Regions from separate parts of the Homo sapiens genome. Here region 1 is linked to region 2. A link is a loop called in an ENCODE intact Hi-C map of the cell type or tissue named here. Cell type or tissue: chondrocyte. All regions are shown on one strand. Links, peaks and the distances in the headings refer to the core of each region. The heading gives the core; the rest is flanking DNA. Region 1 has its middle 86 kb from the start of MIR4330. Region 2 holds the start of HMGB3 (high mobility group box 3).

Region 1 (8,331 bases), core at 22-8,021, 98 kb after region 2:
CACATTTTACTGTTCGTGATGCTTACCATTCCTTTGTGCAGATCTAAGTTTCCATCTGGTGTAATTTTCCTTCTGCTTGAATGGCTACCTGTAACATTTCTTATAGTGAAGTTCTGTCGGTGACAGATTGTCTCAGCTTTTTCTTTCATCTGAAAATGCCCTTATTTTATCTTCATTTTTTGAAGGATTTTGTCCTAGATAAAGAATTCTAGGTTGACTATTTTTTCTTTTCTTTTCTTCTTCTTTTTTTTTTTTTTGAGATGGAGTCTCACTGTCACCCAGGCTGGAGTGCAGTGGTGTGATCTCGGCTCACTGCAACCTCTACCTCCCGGGTTCAAGTGATTCTCCTGCCTCAGCCTCCTGAGTGGCTGAGACTACAGGCGTGTGCCACCACACCAGGCTAATTTTTGTATTTTTAGTAGAGACGGGGTTTCTCCATGTTGGCCAGGCTGCTCTCGAACTCCTGACCTCATGTGATCCACCCACCTCGGCCTCCCAAAGTGCTGGGATTATAGGTGTGAGCCACCGTGCCTGGCCTAGGTTGACTTGGTTGACTATTTTTTAATTTCAGCAAGCTAAAGACATGTTTCCATTTTCTTCTGATTTGCATTGTTTCTGATGGGAAATCAGTAGAAATTTTCTTTGTTCCTTTTCATGTAATGTGTCATTTTTTTCTCCTGTTTTTCAGATTTATCCTTTATTACTGATTTTCAGCCTTTTGATTATGTGCCTTGGTGTGATTCAATTTTTAAAATTCTGCTTAGCACTTGTTGAGATCCATGCCTGTCTAGGTGCAGTCAGGGCTCTTTGTGTTGACGTATTTGGGTTAAAATTATTTAAAAAAATTGTAAGATACCTAGGAGAATGTTTCCCATTTTACTTCTGAGTAAACAGAGGCCTAGAAAAGCAGCAATCTAACCAGGGTCCCATAGGATAGTAGTAGGAGAGCCAAGTCTCAAACACGTCCTTGCCTGTGAAATGAGTGTCATAGCCTCAGCCAACATTTCCTATTTAGGGGTCTGTGACAGTGTTTTATGGGTTTGATAAACTTGAAGATGGTGATAACTCCTGGTTTAATTTCAATTAAAATTAACAACATTAAAAATTATTTAAATATTTCCCCCTTTAAAACCAGACCAGTTTGAAAGTATCTCAATAAGTGTTGAGTGAAAATGCGGGTTTTACTGTAGATGTGGTTAATATCAGTTTATAATTCAGCTAAATACTTCTATTCCCCATGGTCATTTTGACTCATTATACAGTTTAAATTGATTTTATTCTTCTGTAAAGAAAATATTGACTATTTATATTCGTAAAGGGCTACTACTTCAAGACATAGACATAAGGACCACATGATATTCAAATACAAGCAAATGAGGAGGATAAAATGATAATGATTTTGCAATTTCACCTCATGATGATTTTTAGCAGATATATAAGTTACATTCATCTCACAAAAATTCCTATAAAACACACTAAGAAATTTCTATTACTTCAAAAACAATGTTAAGAAGAGAAAATATAGTGGCAGGGACCAAAATGATTTGGTCTTTCATTTATTTGGAATAGACATGAGCAAGCTGTTTTTGGAGAAAAGTGTTTATAACTACAGCAGCCTTAAATGTTGTCTCTTAGCTAATCATGTAGACACAAGATCTGTAGATTTCAAATAATAACTACATGATTTTTAAAGTTTAAATACAAGAATCCAAAACATTAGGCCACAAAAGTAATTTTTGTCCTGCAGTATTTGATCCTGTAATAAGTGTGTTTTTGTTTATTTTTAATTACAAAAATATTTCTTTGGTAGAGTCAGGGTTTTGCTATGTTGACCAGGCTGGTCTTGAACTCCTAGCCTCAAGTGATCCTCCTACCTCGGCCTTCCAAAGTCCAGGGATTATTGGCATGAGGGATTTTTGGTGTGAGTGTTTATGAGTGATGTGTGTGTGTGTGTGTGTATGAGTGTGTTGGTGTATATGTGTAAGTGTGTGTAAACGTATATATGTGTGACTGTGTGCATGTGTATTTAAGCCTGTGTACGTGTCTGTGTTTCTGTGAGTTTGCCTGTGTATGTGTGAAACAGCCCAAGCTCTGGGGAAGAAAATCTAGATTCATATGACAGTGGAACAAGAAAATTCAAAACCACACAAACTTATTAAATTTGATGAAATAGATTCCTGATATCCTGAATGGAGCTGACAAGAGCCATGTCATCTCTTTCTGTGCTCATTTGGTGGTAGTCATGTAGCAGTAAGGATGCATGCACATGTGCACGTGTGTGTGTGTGTGTGTGTGTGTGTGTGTGTGTGTATGTGTGGATGTGTTGAAGGGGGGCCAGTGGGAAGCACTCAACAAAGTGGATCAACCTGTCAGCCCAGGTTCAGCCAACTGGGTGCCCCCTGGGATGAGGGCAGCTGTGGGTGCCAGCAGGTGAATCCATGCTGCCAGCGCAGAGTGGAAATCTCCCCAGCTCTTTGGTTGGTTCTCCCTTCTTGTCTCCCTCCCTCATTCTATCCATCCCCCATCGCCCACCTAGGACACACACACCAAAGTGGGCTCAAGCCTCTGTCTTTAATAAGCTCAGAAGACAGTAAATCATGGTAATGAGAAAAACAAGGAGCACATCTGCTCCCAATGAAGCATTGCATATGGGTTGATCAATTGCTCTAGAAATTGTCCTTTGGACATTATTCACGATGAAGCTGTCCTGTTAGAGTACAGTTTCCCATACATAATTGGATGATGTGTCAGACTGGTTGTGGGTCCTTCTAGTGGGACCATCATGATGTTTTCAGTTTAGGCCATTTTAAGGAATTTGGAGTCGCGTTACCAAAGTGCTTTTAATTTTTTTTTAACCTTAGAGTCCATTTTCACTGAAAAACAATTTTAGCAATGGTGGTGAATTTCCAGGAGCACCTTCTGGCTAAAAGACATGCTTTTGACCCCTGAATTGTTTTTAGAGTCTCCGATCAACATTAACCTCTCTACCACCATGAATTCACATTTGTTTGTGGCAAGGACTGGAGACAATTTCTGATTAAAAGCATTCACAGGCCCGTCTGTGAGCCCCTTGAGAGTACGCTCCTCTAAACCAGCTCTGACTCTCCCAGAGCCACAAGGGTAGGGAGTTATAAGTATATATAACCTTTTAGGGCTTCCAAGGACTGCTGATGCAATCAGCACATGGTCATTCATTCACTCATTTGACGCTGGTTTAGACACTTGAGATACACCAGTGATGCAAAGAAATATCTCTGCCCTCTGAGGTTTATGGGACAGCAGATAGAGAGAGACATATAATATTAATAGCATCATAAATAAGGAAATAGTATGTACATATGTTAGCAGGTGCTATGAAAAAAAGAAGAGCAGGATGCGGGGGATGTTACGAGCATTAAATGGAGTGGTCAGGGAAGGCCTCAGTGAGAAAATGTCATTTGAGCAGCCTTGAAGGATGAAGCTGACATCAAAGGGAGGTGCATTCCAGCAGAGGAGATAGGCAGAGCAAAGCCCCGAAGCGGGCATGCGCCTGCAGGTTTGCGGAACAGCAAAGAGGCCTGTGTGGCTGATTGGGAGAGAGCAAAGGGAGGAGAGTAGGGTGAGTGGATAGAAAGGTGATAGCATCAGATGACATACAGGGCCTCGCAGGCCATGGCAAGGACTTAGGCTTTGACTCTGTTGGAGATGGGAGCCCGTGCAAGCTTTTGAGCAGAGGAGGGGTGGGTCCTCACGTGTGTTTGAATGGAATCACTCTGGCTGCTATACTGGGAATAGATTGTAAAGCTGCAAGGGTGGAAGCTAGCTAATGTAGTAATTCAGGTGAGAAATGATGATGACTTGTCCCATTCGCTGGGTTGAGCTGCTGAATTGAGAAACCTGCCTCTAAGATAATGGCAGGAATTTAGCAGGGTAGGTTTTAAAGCTGTAAGTGGACAATGTTTTTTTGCTACTGAGGGTTCAATTTGGCTTCCAACTCCCCTGGAGCTGGCCGTGTATATTAAGCGTGAGCGCGGGGTCTAGTCCTTCAGGTTCTTATAAAGGCAGACCCTAAGGAGAGGCTGCTGCTCCCAGAGTGAGGCTAAACATGAAAAATCCTTCACAGCTGTGGGGGAATCTGGGTCCAAGGACGTGGGGGTCTGTTTGGGGAGCAGGGGTCGGATTCCTGGCCTGGAAGACAGGTGGGAAGGAAGGCTTACTGCTCTTTGACTGCCTAGCTGCCTTCAGAAGCTGCCTGTTATTAATGGCAGTCTCTGGAAGACTTCAGGACACACAGAAGGAGAATGGAGAAGGCTCTCTCATCTTTCTTTCCTGGCGTGCTCTGAACAGAAATGTGAGAAGATTGCAGCCTCTTACCCCCGCCCCCATGGAGGAGCTCAGGAAAGGGGGTCTGTAGGTACACCTGGGCAGGAGGCTTTCTGGAGGGGGAGGAAGCAGCGTACCTCGGAAGCTTGGGGGTGAGAGTGGCAGCAAACTCCAGGGAAAGGGCTAGTTGGAGGGCCTTTGCAAGCCTTAAGTCCATCGTGCAGTTCCAGGGACATCCAGAATTGTGTATAGGGTCAGTATTCAGGAGACCGGGCTTCTGGTCCTGGCTGCACCGCCGTGGCCTTGAGCAAGGCCCTGTCCCCCTCTGGGTGCCATCCCTCAGTAAGGAGAGGCCAGGTGACTTCTGGGGCCTTCCAGCCAGGACACGAGGGACTGCGGCTTAGCCAGAAGCCAGTTTCTCCCGCTGCGCTGAGCCAGCTCCGCAGAGGACGCCGACGCAGGAAAGCACGCAGAGTCCGGACTTTAATAATGCACGCGGCGGCTCGCTCAGAATACAAATGCGGCGGGCGGCAGCGCAGGGGCGCCCGCCACCCTGTGGTCAGCCTAAGCACTGCAGGCTGCGCTGCGGTCTTGGAATTTATTTCACGTGGGGCGGGGCGCGTGGGGAGTGAAGGTTGGAGGGCGTCAGGAGAGGGAGGTGGGTATAGGGAGGCGGTGAAGAGCGAGGCTCCAAGAGAGCGCAGCAGCTCCCGCAGCTCCCCTCTCCTGGCTGCAATCGGTTTCTCGTCCACAGCCCCTTTCTGACCATCTCTTGGGGATCTTTCTACACATAGAGTCACAGTTTGACTTTCCCTTTCCCAGTCTCAGCTATGTGGACTGTTCAATGGGAGCAATAGCACTCACTTCACAGGGTGATTGGGCGGTCATTATTGCCCTTGAGCCTGAGCAAGCCCCGTGTTTCAGGGGCCCCATGCTTTCCAGTGCCTTCTAAGCAGGAAGCTCCCCACCAGCTCCTGGAACCTCTGGACCGACCAGAAGGTAACCCCAAGCCCAGACTACGGACCTGCATGAAACCTGGTACTGGTTTCCCTTCTCTGGGCTCCCTTCAGTCCTCTATTTTCCACCTGACCCCCTGCAGTCAGATATCCTGAGAAGCTCCAGGACTCCCACCTATGGGAATCATCCCAGGGCGCCATGCTTGGCCTCTGCTGAGGGTGTTTTTGGGAAAAAAGATTGCTCCCACTGGCCAGCAAGGTATTTCTTTCATAGGAGCGAGACAGATTAGGTCATCAGGCTGGTACCGACACACGGATTTTGGTAACTCAAATAGTCTATATAGACAGGGGCCCAGTACACCTTAGGGGTGCCCTGTGGCAAACAAATATGTGAGGTGCTGCTGCCTGTGCTGTTTATTGATAAGGAATGTCGGAGCATTAATCCCCTCATTCCACAAATCTGGAGCACCTTTTCTGTGCCAGGCACATTGCTGGGTTCTGGGCCCTGCCTCTAGACTCAAAGAACCTCTGTCTTCTGAGACCTTTTGACCGCTCTGGCCTATGGCTCCTCTTCAATTTCTGAAAGCTGTCTTCTGCAGGCTTCCAGGACACCACCCTCTCTTGGCTTTCCCATGACCTCTCTCTCCACTGTAGGATTGTCTGTCCCTCAGGTGGGTCTCTGTTCTGGACTCCTTCCCTTGTTTCTTCCCACACTGCCTTACCACCAAGCTTGTCCACACCCAGGACTTGAATTGCCACTGTGTGCAGCCTGAACTGATACCCCTACCTCTAGCTGTGCCCTTTCTCATGAGCTCTAGAACCATATACTCCACTGCTATGGGGGCATTGCCACATGGATGTCCCATAACCAACACCCACTCACTGTGTTCAAATTTGACCTCATGATCTCCCCCTCCCCCACAGGTTTCATGGCCACTCAGATCTAGTGCAAACTCCTTTCCATGACCTACAAAGGCACTAGTGCCCCAGACCCTGCTTGCTACCTCATTCTCCAACTTCCCATTGACATCAGTCTTTTGGTCCTCACAGAGCCACACACTCTTTGTCCATGCTATGCCCTCTGCCCCTCTTATGGGTTTATCAGCCCCTCCTGCCTCATTGTCCACCCAATTCATACCAGCCCCCACCATGTACCACTTTAACCCCTGTCTTCTAACACCTTCAGTGCACCCCTACCCTGGCGGTCCTGCTGCTGCATGGGCCTTGAGGACTCTAGCCATCCACTGTCTTCTGGAGTAGAACTCCTTTTCTACTAAGCTTGTTTTAGTGTTTCTCAACAAAATGCTACTGGCATTTTGGGTGGGAGAATTCCCCATTGTAAGGTCTTTGGAGGACTTATAACATGTCTGGCCCTTACCCTCTATATGCCAGCAGCACATTCCGCAACACCAGTAACTGTGACATTCATGAAACCTACATGCCCCTTTCCGAATACTGCCTGGGGAAATCTCCTTCTCTGGGCTCCCAGTAGATTGTACCTCTACTGATTGAGAATCACTCTAGTCTTTCCTGTTTGAAGACCTTTCTTTTGGGGAAGTGTGGATGCAAAATAAGAGCTGAGTAGCTTTGCTTTTTGTCTGTCACTTATTAACTTTGTGCCGTCTGCTTCAAGCTGGGGGTCAGGTAATGATAGAGGATGCCAGCCATTTAGAAATGGGAAAACAATTGGGAAAACAGAGGGTGCAAGTGACACAGGGGTTTATGCCAGGGAAAGGGCATAAATCAGTGGTTCCAGGGCAGCAGAGCAGCTCATGGTGGGAGTATGAAGGTACCAGGTCCAGCTCCCAAGTAAAGGGGATTCTGCTCTTGCCTCCTGGAGGAGCCCACCTGAGGCTATCTCCCTTGGTCCTGGATCTGCCTCAGGGACCACAGGGCCCAGCCATACCATTTGGCATCCTAGAGCTCTTGGCTCAGAGGGGGAAGAGGGAGCTGAGAAAAACATCTTTGCCTTATATTTGCTAGACCAGAGGTTCTCAACTCTCATGAGTATGGGTCTGAATTTCAGTTCAGAAATATTAATGTGCAAGAAATATATATGTTTCTTCTAAAACAAACTAATTACTGATGCCATATCTTATTCTTCCAGGATGTCAGAAAGCTTAACCTCAGGACTCCTCCAGGGTTGTGCCACAAATCAGAGACCTTGGACCTATGACCCCATCAACCCAGATGCCTCAAGTAGTCACTCACCCCATTCCCCTACCAAATTTTCTCAGCCACCTTGGAGTGCTCCAGAATCACCTGAGATGTGTGTTCAGTCTCTTGTTCTGCCCTCAGGTCAGACTCAGTCAGTGTCATTTGACCCTTACTATACCAACAAACAGCATTGACTGCACTTTATATGTACTAGCCATATTGCTGAGCATGCTGCATACACCTTCTCAGGTGGAGGCTGCCAAGAGTTGGGCTAACTGTTCTGGCTCTACGGTTAGACTACCTGTATTTGAATTGGATCACTGCCACTGACTGGTTGGGTGACCTTGGGTGAACCACTTATTCCACACTTCGGTGTCCAAATTGATAGAATGTCCCAACTTCATAGAGTTGTCATGAGGATCACAGATTCAAATACCTGCGAAGGGCTTGACATAGAGTAAGTACCACAAAGTATTTTGTACTATTATTAGTTATCCCCATGATACCATGAGCTAGGTATTTATTACAATGTTCATTTTATAGATGAGGGAATTTTGGCCTACAGAAATCAAGTAACTTGCCCAGGATCGTAGACAGAAGTGACAGAACAAAACCTCAAACCAAGGTGGTCACATTCTAGTGGTTAATGTCATTGAGCCTATGGCTACTGATATGGTTTGGCTCTGTGTCCCCATGCAAATCTCACCTTGAATTGTAATAATCCCCACGTGTCAGGGGCAGGACCAGGTGGAGGTAAATGAATCATGGGGGTGGTTACCCCCATGCTGTTCTCGTGTTAGTGAGTTCTCATGAAATCTGATGGTTTTATAAGGGGCTTTTCCCCTTTGTTGAGCATTCACATGAGATGCAAATATCTTCACAGTTTTTGACCACTCAGAGAGGTCCATCCACATAG
Region 2 (8,308 bases), core at 309-8,308:
TGAGATTACAGGCGTGAGCCACCACATTTGGCCTACAGGCATGATTCTTTTTTTTTTTCTTTTTCTTTTTTTTGAGACGGAGTCTCACACTGTCACCCAGGCTGGAGTGCAGTGGCGCCATCTCTGCTCACTGCAACCTCAGCCTCTCAGGTTCAAGCGATTCTCCCCCCTGAGCCTCCTGAGTAGCTGGGATTACAGGCAGGTGCCACCACACCAGGCTAATTTTTGTATTTTTAGTAGAGATGGGATTTCACCTTGTTGGCCAGGCTGGTCTTGAACTCCTGACCTCAGGTGATCTGCCCACCATGGCCTCCCAAAGTGCTGGGATTACAGGCGTGAGCCACCGCACCCGGCCAGGCATGATTCTTAAAAGGAGGCTGGGTTGGCCCAAGGTACTCAAATGAAGACTTTGGGAACTGTGGGAGGGTGGGTGGAGTGTGTAGGCAGTGGGCCAGGGGACCAGGGTTTCATTTTTGTTGAACGATGAGGATTCCCCTTAGTCTTTTAGGGGCCTTGAACTGACAGGAACTGAAAACCTCTTTAAATAGCATTTGCCACACTTCATCCCATTTCTTATTTAATGTTTTCGTAACTTCTCTAGGCAGCCAAGCAGCTTAAGGGATTCTGGTTTGAGGTTCTCCTGTGTGGATGGGCTTTGCCTGTTTCCAGGTAGGGCCCGGGCAGAGGCCTAGAGTATCCTTCATTCCCTCAAGCCCTTGCACGCTGACCTGGGTGCTGCTGCTGGAGGTATCCTCAAGCTAACGGGCATTGAGCTTTGCTGCAGAGAAGGCAGCCTGCCTTGGGCTCCCTGAGTCTAGGGTGTGCCCAGGCATCCCTGGCTTTCTGTCACCTTTTCTTTCTTTTTTTCACCTTCCAAACTAGTCTTTAGGCCTCTCCTGGTTGGCCTTTGACTGGTGACAAGCAGACCGTCTTCACTCAGTCTCCCTCACCACCAAGACTGGCAGTGGTCTGGGTGGATGAGGCGGGTGGAATCACCTTTGATAGAGGACACTGAGGCTCGGAGCCCTCAGGTGACATGTGAAAAGGCATACCAGGAAATCAGTGACAGAGCCCAAAGCCTCTATCTTGTCCCTTCCTTCCAGCCTTACTCCCCACTCCATCTCATCTCCCTTCTGTTACTGATTAGTAGACATGCAATACATATACATGAAAGTTTCTGCTAAGGCAGGAGCCCACTGGGCCACAGGCCTTGCTCAGGCATGTCGCCGCACACGGGCAGGTGTTAAGGAGAAAATCTGGCTGTGAGGAGCCTCCATTGGTAGGTGGGTGGCTGGGGGGATGGGGAGGAGCAGGGAGCCATCTTTGGATCTCTGTCACTCAGTGATGTCATAGTCATGTTCTGTGAGTTCATGTTCTGACGATGACCAGTTTGTAGTTCAGCTTCAGGCCAAGTGCTTCAGCTCCATATAAGAGGTAGCTTTCTTGAGAGCAGAGATCGAAATATTTCCTATGCAAAGGATGGAAATACTTCCTGCGCGTAAGCGCAATCCTTTCATCATTCGAAGTATGTGGGGAGAAATAGATGGTCAATGGGCAGGGTTGGGGCAGTGGGGCAGGGAAGCATGGATCTTGAGGGTGGCAACTGGGGGCCAGTTTGGGTTGGGAGATGCTCTTATTTCTCTGGTTTGCCCTTGAAGCTGCTGCCTCTGGGAATGCCCTGGGTGTGCCCATACGTGAGTACGTGTATACATGTGCTGCTTGTGAGTTGGCATGGGCTTGTGTGACCCTTGTCATCCATCCAAGGGCCCACCACCCTGGTTCCCCCACCAAGGTGCCTGCCAACTGTGCCGTGTCACTTGCCACTGTGGGCAGTTGCTGGGCAGTAGCTGGACCCCAACTTGAATCTCTGGTCTAGAAAGGCCTGGCAACCTTGAGAGGCTAGGGTGCTCTGGCAGAGGCGAGGTATTGGTCAGATCACTTGTGGAAACCCTGCTCCCCTCTAGGCCTTGTGGAGACAGGGGAAGAGGGAGTGGCTTGGGCAGGTCAGGCCCTGGGAAACTGCTTGTAGAAGGAGCAGGGAGGGGCTGTCTGTCTGGAGAAAAGGCCTGGCCTGCCATGAACTATCTGAAGGGTGAGGGATTACCCTGTGTGGAGATGTTGACCTTAAGGCTCAGAGGTGGCTGGAGATGGAAGGAACTGCCATGAAGGAAGATGGTAAGCTCCCTATGAGTGGAGGTATGCAAGCAGAAGGCAGGCAACCACTAAGCTGGTTCTAACAGGACAGAGGGATGGATGAGGTGGCCTTAAGATCTCTGAACTCCTGAGTCTGTAGTGGGGACCTGGGTTAGTGACACAATACCTGCCTGCTCTTGTCAAAAGCAGCACTATCTCTGCCTTTTTTTTTTTTTTTTCGGAGTCTTGCTCTGTTGCCCAGGCTGGAGTGCAGTAGCATGATCTTGGCTCACTGCAACCTCCACCTCCCAGGTTAAAGCGATTCTCCTGCCTCAGCCTCCTACAGGCATGCATCACCACACCTGGCTAATTTTTTTGTATTTTTAGTAGAGACGGGGCTTCATCAGATTGGCCAGGCTGGTCTTGAACTCCTGATCTCGTGATCCGCCTGCCTCAGCCTCCCAAAGTACTGGAATTACAGGCATGAGCCACCGCGCTTGGCCTCTATCTTTGCCTTTTGATCTGGATTGGAACCTTGATGATGGGAGCCAACAGCACCAGCTTCAGGGGCTCAGGCTTGGCTGGGAGGCTCAGAGGAGTTGGTAAGAGGGGGCGTAGGGGTGAAGAAGCAGGTGCCCTGTGAAGCCAGATCCTTTGCACACCTCAAACTCAGCCACGGTTTCTGGAAGCAGCATTTGGAAAATTCATGTTCTGGTGGGGCTTATTTCTGAATATAGGACTCATAAATAGCTGGATCTCTTGGCCTTTCAAAGAAAAGAAAAACCAAACTCATGACATCTCTTCCTTTGCATTATTTTCTCCAACTGTCAATCTTTAAACTGCTCTTTTTCTCACCCTTTCATTCTTTCCAGGCAAGGGCCCTCAGATACTTTCTTTCCAAATAGGGCTGATACTTGCATTTGAAGTGGAGTATTTCTTCCTTGCGTGGGACTGTCCTATGCAATGTAGGATATTTAGTATCCCCGGCCGTTCCTTCCTCTTATTGAATTCCAGCAACACCTGCCAGTCATCCAGGCACCGGCCCCACGAATTTCAGAACATCCCTTACAGAAGTGACACTGCGGCTCCTATACTTTGAAAAACATTGCCTGAATCCCCAAAGAAGTGACTAGCTCAAGGCCATACCACCAGCCAATGGCAAAGTGGAGATCAAGTCAAATCCCATTCATTCATTCATTCACTCATTCATTCCCGAAGCTTTAATTCTTTGCTCTAGGGTGTGTCAGGAGAGCAGAGGGAATGAGGGCCTTGAACCGAGACAGTGAAGAGGGTAAGAAGAAAAGTGTTATTCTTTGCCCACAAAACTACAATTTCTCACAAATTCTCTGCTCTTGCCAAATTTTGTTTTCCTCTTTTAGCCCGTCGGTTCCGCAATTTCGGGCGCAAATAAAGACCTTCTGGCATTTAGTGGAAAGAGCCTAGTTGAGCACGATCCGCAGAAGCGGAATCAGGTGGCTTTCGGATAGGCAGCGAGATCCGAGGACTAAATCCCGAGGTCTTGGCGAGCAAGCAGCTGCCCTCCGCCAGGCATCGAGGAGCGAGCTGCCGCCGCGTTTCTGTCGCGGCGCCGCGGCCGAACCGGGTAGAGGTGGTCTACCATCGGCCCTTCGTGGTGGGCCCAGGGGTGTTTCCCCGGGCAGGGGAGCTGACTGCAGGCCAGGGGCGCCAAGGCCGCGGTGCGGTGGGAGCAGAGGGCAGCGCAGCGGGGCTGGACTTCATCTTCCCACGCCAGAGGCCGAGGCCTCCGGGAATCGCAGGGCCACCTCTTCAAAGCCCTTGGCGATCCCAGTTCTGTTCCCCGAGGGGGCTGGCGAGGTGGGCGGGGCGGGCAGGCGAGACTAGGTCTTTCCCTGTTTGGCCTCCGTAGCCGGCGCCGGCGGGTCGTTCTGTTTGAATGAATGATCCCAGCAGCCGCGCCCAATGGGCGTCCACGCCTGCTTAATATGCATGAGGCCCGCAGCCAATGGCCAGGCGAGGAGGCTGTTTTAAACGGCAGAGCCCGCTGGCCAATCAGGCGGCTCTCGTGGAGGCAGCTAGCGCGAGGCTGGGGAGCGCTGAGCCGCGCGTCGTGCCCTGCGCTGCCCAGACTAGCGAACAATACAGGTACGTCTCGCACCGCCCGCTCCCGCCGCCGCCGCCGCCGCCGCCGCCGCCGCCGCCGCCGCCGCCGCCGCCGCCGCAGCGCCCGCACAACTTTCCGGCCCGCGCCGCCGTGAGCGCGCCCTGCCGCCGCCTCCCCCTGCCTCTACTCCCCATTCCCTTCCCGCCCCCTCCGCCTTCCCTCCTGCTAGGCGGCCGGGAAGGAAGAAGCAATTCAGGTGTTTCAACTTTTCCAACGCGTTCCCCGAGCTCCCCGCTTTCGGGGGTCGGCCCCCTCGGCGGACGCCCGCCCGTGGCGGCCCCAGGGGCCGCAGCCGGGAACCCAGGGCCCCCGAGGCCAGATGTTTGGGCAGCTGCGGCTGCGGCGGCTGGGCGAGCAGAGGGGCGGCTGCGGGCTGTGGGCGCTGGGCGGCGGCAGCGGGAAGGGGGCCGGGAGTTCCCCGGCCCGCGACGGACTCCGCTGGGGAACGGGCGGCCGGTGCCCGCCGGGGGCTGCGCGGCTGGTGCCCGCCGGGGGCCGCCGCACGGGCAAACTTCGCTCCCGGGCTTGGCCCGGCGCCGCGCGGGCCCGCAGGCTACGCCGCTGGCTCTGCGTTAACATGGCCGTCGCGGAGCGCCCGGTGGCCCGGGGGGGCGCGGGCCGGCCGCCCCCCTCTCGCCTCCCGCCCGCCCGGCGCCGCCGCCGCCGCTAACATGGCTGGCGCGGCGCTGGCCTCCGGCGAGGGCAGGGGAGGCGGGCGGAGCGGTCGGCGGGGCGCCCGGCGGGCTCCGGCCTCGGCCCCGGCGCCCGCGGCCCGGGGCGGGCGGCTCGGAGGGCCGGGGGCGCCGCTGCGGGCCCTGGAGCGGCCGAGCGTCATGGCTGCACGGGCGCCTTTGTTATCCCGAGGAGTGCGCCCCGCGCCGGGGGGCGGGGAGGTCCGGCCCGGGCCCCCGAGCCCCCGGGCGGCCCGGGCGGGGCGGGGCGGGGCGGGGTGGGGGCCGACGGGCGGGCGGCGGCGGCGGGGCCCGGGCCGCTTTGTTCGCCGCTGTCGCCGCCGCCCGCGCCGGCCGCGCGCGGATCAGCCATTTTAGCGAGTGGGACTCCGAGGCGCGGCGGACGCCGCCACCAGTGCCGCGGCTGCCGCCGGCCCGGCCGCACACCCCCCGCGCACCGCCACCGCCGCCGCCCCCGGCCCCGCGCGTCCCCCGGGGATGACAGCGGCGGATTTCAGGGGCACTTTCTTTCATCAGGAGGCTTTTGACAAAATGGAAGGTGAATTACGGGTGTCCCGGTGACCCGGCACGGGGGCCGAGGCGGGCTGCCTGCTGCCGGCCGGGACTCCCCCGCTCCCGGTCCCGCCCCGCCCGGGCCGCCGCTGCGGGTCTCTGTTGGGCAGCCTCCTGGGCGGCTGCTGCCAAGGGGAGCTCTTTAGTTTTACATGATGACCTTGGGTGTGGGAAAAGGAAAAGATGGCGGGAAGCTGGGGGGTGGGACAGGGACGATGACATGCCGCAGCTGCATTTTTATTTGGAAACTTTGGAGAAAGTGTTCTCGGCTGGACCTGCATTCTGGGTTACAGATGAGCACGACTAGCCCTTTTTATACACCCTCCCCCTTTAGATAGTGACGAAGTGATGAATTGAACTAATAGTACGGGGGTACCTGCTCACTTTCCAGATCTCCCGTGTTGTAAAGCCGTTTTTTTAGTAAGCCAAAACACATCAACAATAGTGACAATTTCAGATGTCCCCTACGTATAGTTCTCCTGCTTTGGTCTTGTGTTCAGCAGTGGTAAGAGTTGTTGTTTTTAATTGTGTTAACAGTTAGCAGATGACCAGATAGTCTTAAGTCATAGATTTCAAGCTTCTATCACCCCCACCAAATGTGTCCTCTCTCTACCCTTCCCACTTTGTGATTGTAGTTTCCAAAACATAGCAGTTCTGTAAACGTAACACTGAGTACCCTACTTGGGTCGGCTCCATTTGGAGCACTTGATCGCTTTTGAGAAGTAACTCGCAAACCAGCGCGCTTCGTGCTGGTCAAAAGTTAAATGACAAGCGACAATGAAGCTGATTTCTTTCCTACTCTGCCTTCTGCCACTGGTGTCCGGCATTGGGGGAAGGGGACTTCCTAACAGCAAGTGTAGTTTTAGTTTTGCTCTGCCTTTGGTACGTCTTGTACTTCTTGTCAATTCCTCCTTGCTTTTCCTCATTGTATTTCTTTGTTTCTCTTTTATCACAGTCAGGATGGCTAAAGGTGACCCCAAGAAACCAAAGGGCAAGATGTCCGCTTATGCCTTCTTTGTGCAGACATGCAGAGAAGAACATAAGAAGAAAAACCCAGAGGTCCCTGTCAATTTTGCGGAATTTTCCAAGAAGTGCTCTGAGAGGTGGAAGGTATTTTTCTTTGGTACCCTTCAAACTAGTCTTAGTTGGGTTTCTTACTTTGGGGTTACTTACCTTCAGATTTTCTCCCAGATAGCTGCTTGCTTCCTCTTTTACTTTTACTTAGAATCATTTTTGCTTGTCTTAAGAATTTTGTGTGTGTGCTTTTATTTTTTTAAGGCCCTGCACAGGTTTCAGGCCTTTACCTACCCCCTTTTGCAAGTGGTTCTAGCAACTGCTAGTTTAATCACAAGAAACTGAATAGGTATGTGTTCACTGCATCGAGGGATTTAACGAGTCCTGTTCTTTGCAGACGATGTCCGGGAAAGAGAAATCTAAATTTGATGAAATGGCAAAGGCAGATAAAGTGCGCTATGATCGGGAAATGAAGGATTATGGACCAGCTAAGGGAGGCAAGAAGAAGAAGGATCCTAATGCTCCCAAAAGGCCACCGTAAGTGACTATAGGATTCAAGATAACAATTAATACCTTTTCTTCTGCTTGGAGGATTTGGTTTTTTGGTCGTCCTGTATTTCATTTCAAAATGAAATATTTTTTAAAAGATACTTAAAAGATGGCAATACCTCTGCAAACCATTCTGTACTTGGGCTTTACGATGCAGTGCCAGCGTTGTCTGTGGTTAAGGCTGAAGTGTTTGTGGGCTGTGCTTGCACATTCACAGTGGTTGTCTGTTGGCCTTTCCATTGTGAAGGAGGCACTCTAGTTTTGGTTGTCAGGGTCCTTGAAGTATGTTCTTTATGCCTTTCCTAGTAATTGAAAGACTGGGACAGCACCATATATATATGCGCGTATATATACGCATATGTATTATATATGCATACACACACACAGAGCACCATATATATATGCGCGTATATATACGCATATATTTTATATATGCATACACACACACACGCATACATATTTGAGATGGAGTTTCGCTCTTGACCAGGCTGGAGTGCAAGGTGTGATCTTGGCTCACTGCAACCTCCACCTCCTGGGTTCAAGTGATTCTCCTGCCTCAGCCTCCTGAGTAGCTGGGATTACAGACATGCACCACCATGCCCGGCTAATTTTTTTTATATTTTTAGTAGAGACGGGGTTTCTCCATGTTGGTCAGGCTGGTCTGAAACTCCCAACCTCAGGTGATCCGCCTGCCTCGGCCTCCCAAAGTGCTGGAATTACAGGCGTGAGCCGCGCACCACATATTTTTCTAACCTTATATATTTTAGAACCTACAACTTTGTAGCATTGTATATGGTATCATAGATTACTTCACTTTAGGGAGAAGTCATAGTGGTAGGAGGGAGATGCTTCTCAGGAATGTGGGATTTCAACTTTAACTCAAATTTTTTGTGGTTTCTCATGTAATGTATGTAATTCTTCCAAGGTCTGGATTCTTCCTGTTCTGTTCAGAATTCCGCCCCAAGATCAAATCCACAAACCCCGGCATCTCTATTGGAGACGTGGCAAAAAAGCTGGGTGAGATGTGGAATAATTTAAATGACAGTGAAAAGCAGCCTTACATCACTAAGGCGGCAAAGCTGAAGGAGAAGTATGAGAAGGTAAGGTGGGGCTGGAAGCCTGGACTGGTGAACAGGCAGTGGTTCTGCTATCAGTAGGTTGCAGGGCATGTGGCAGCTTTGCTGGGCTGAGTACTTAGCATAGCGCTCAAGGGCCCATCCCCCTG

Evidence for each region. Hi-C counts contacts between places; a loop is a spot of excess contacts. Peaks named below come from ENCODE experiments on the same cell type or tissue, not always from the same donor. Only the 100,000 strongest peaks of a DNase experiment are listed, where the experiment ranks them.
Region 1: it touches region 2 in a loop (2.6-fold over the local background); 10 of 110 quality-filtered maps call a loop at or near these places.

Annotation. Positions count from the first base shown.
Region 1 is chrX:151,077,682-151,086,012 of GRCh38, forward strand. No RefSeq gene overlaps it. Among named protein-coding and RNA genes, the nearest start is that of MIR4330, 86 kb to the right of the region's middle. In chondrocyte, for the core only: CTCF peaks have their summits at 4,862 (motif pointing left) and 5,066; a DNase peak (open chromatin) is centred at 4,840.
Region 2 is chrX:150,979,120-150,987,427 of GRCh38, forward strand. HMGB3 (high mobility group box 3) reads left to right here and starts at 4,216. Exons shown (of 5, transcript NM_005342.4): 1 at 4,216-4,257; 2 at 6,476-6,630; 3 at 6,932-7,071; 4 at 8,009-8,183. The coding sequence starts at 6,481. RefSeq lists an enhancer at 3,230-3,925 and a silencer at 4,047-4,246. In chondrocyte, for the core only: a CTCF peak has its summit at 4,613; DNase peaks (open chromatin) are centred at 3,952 and 5,542.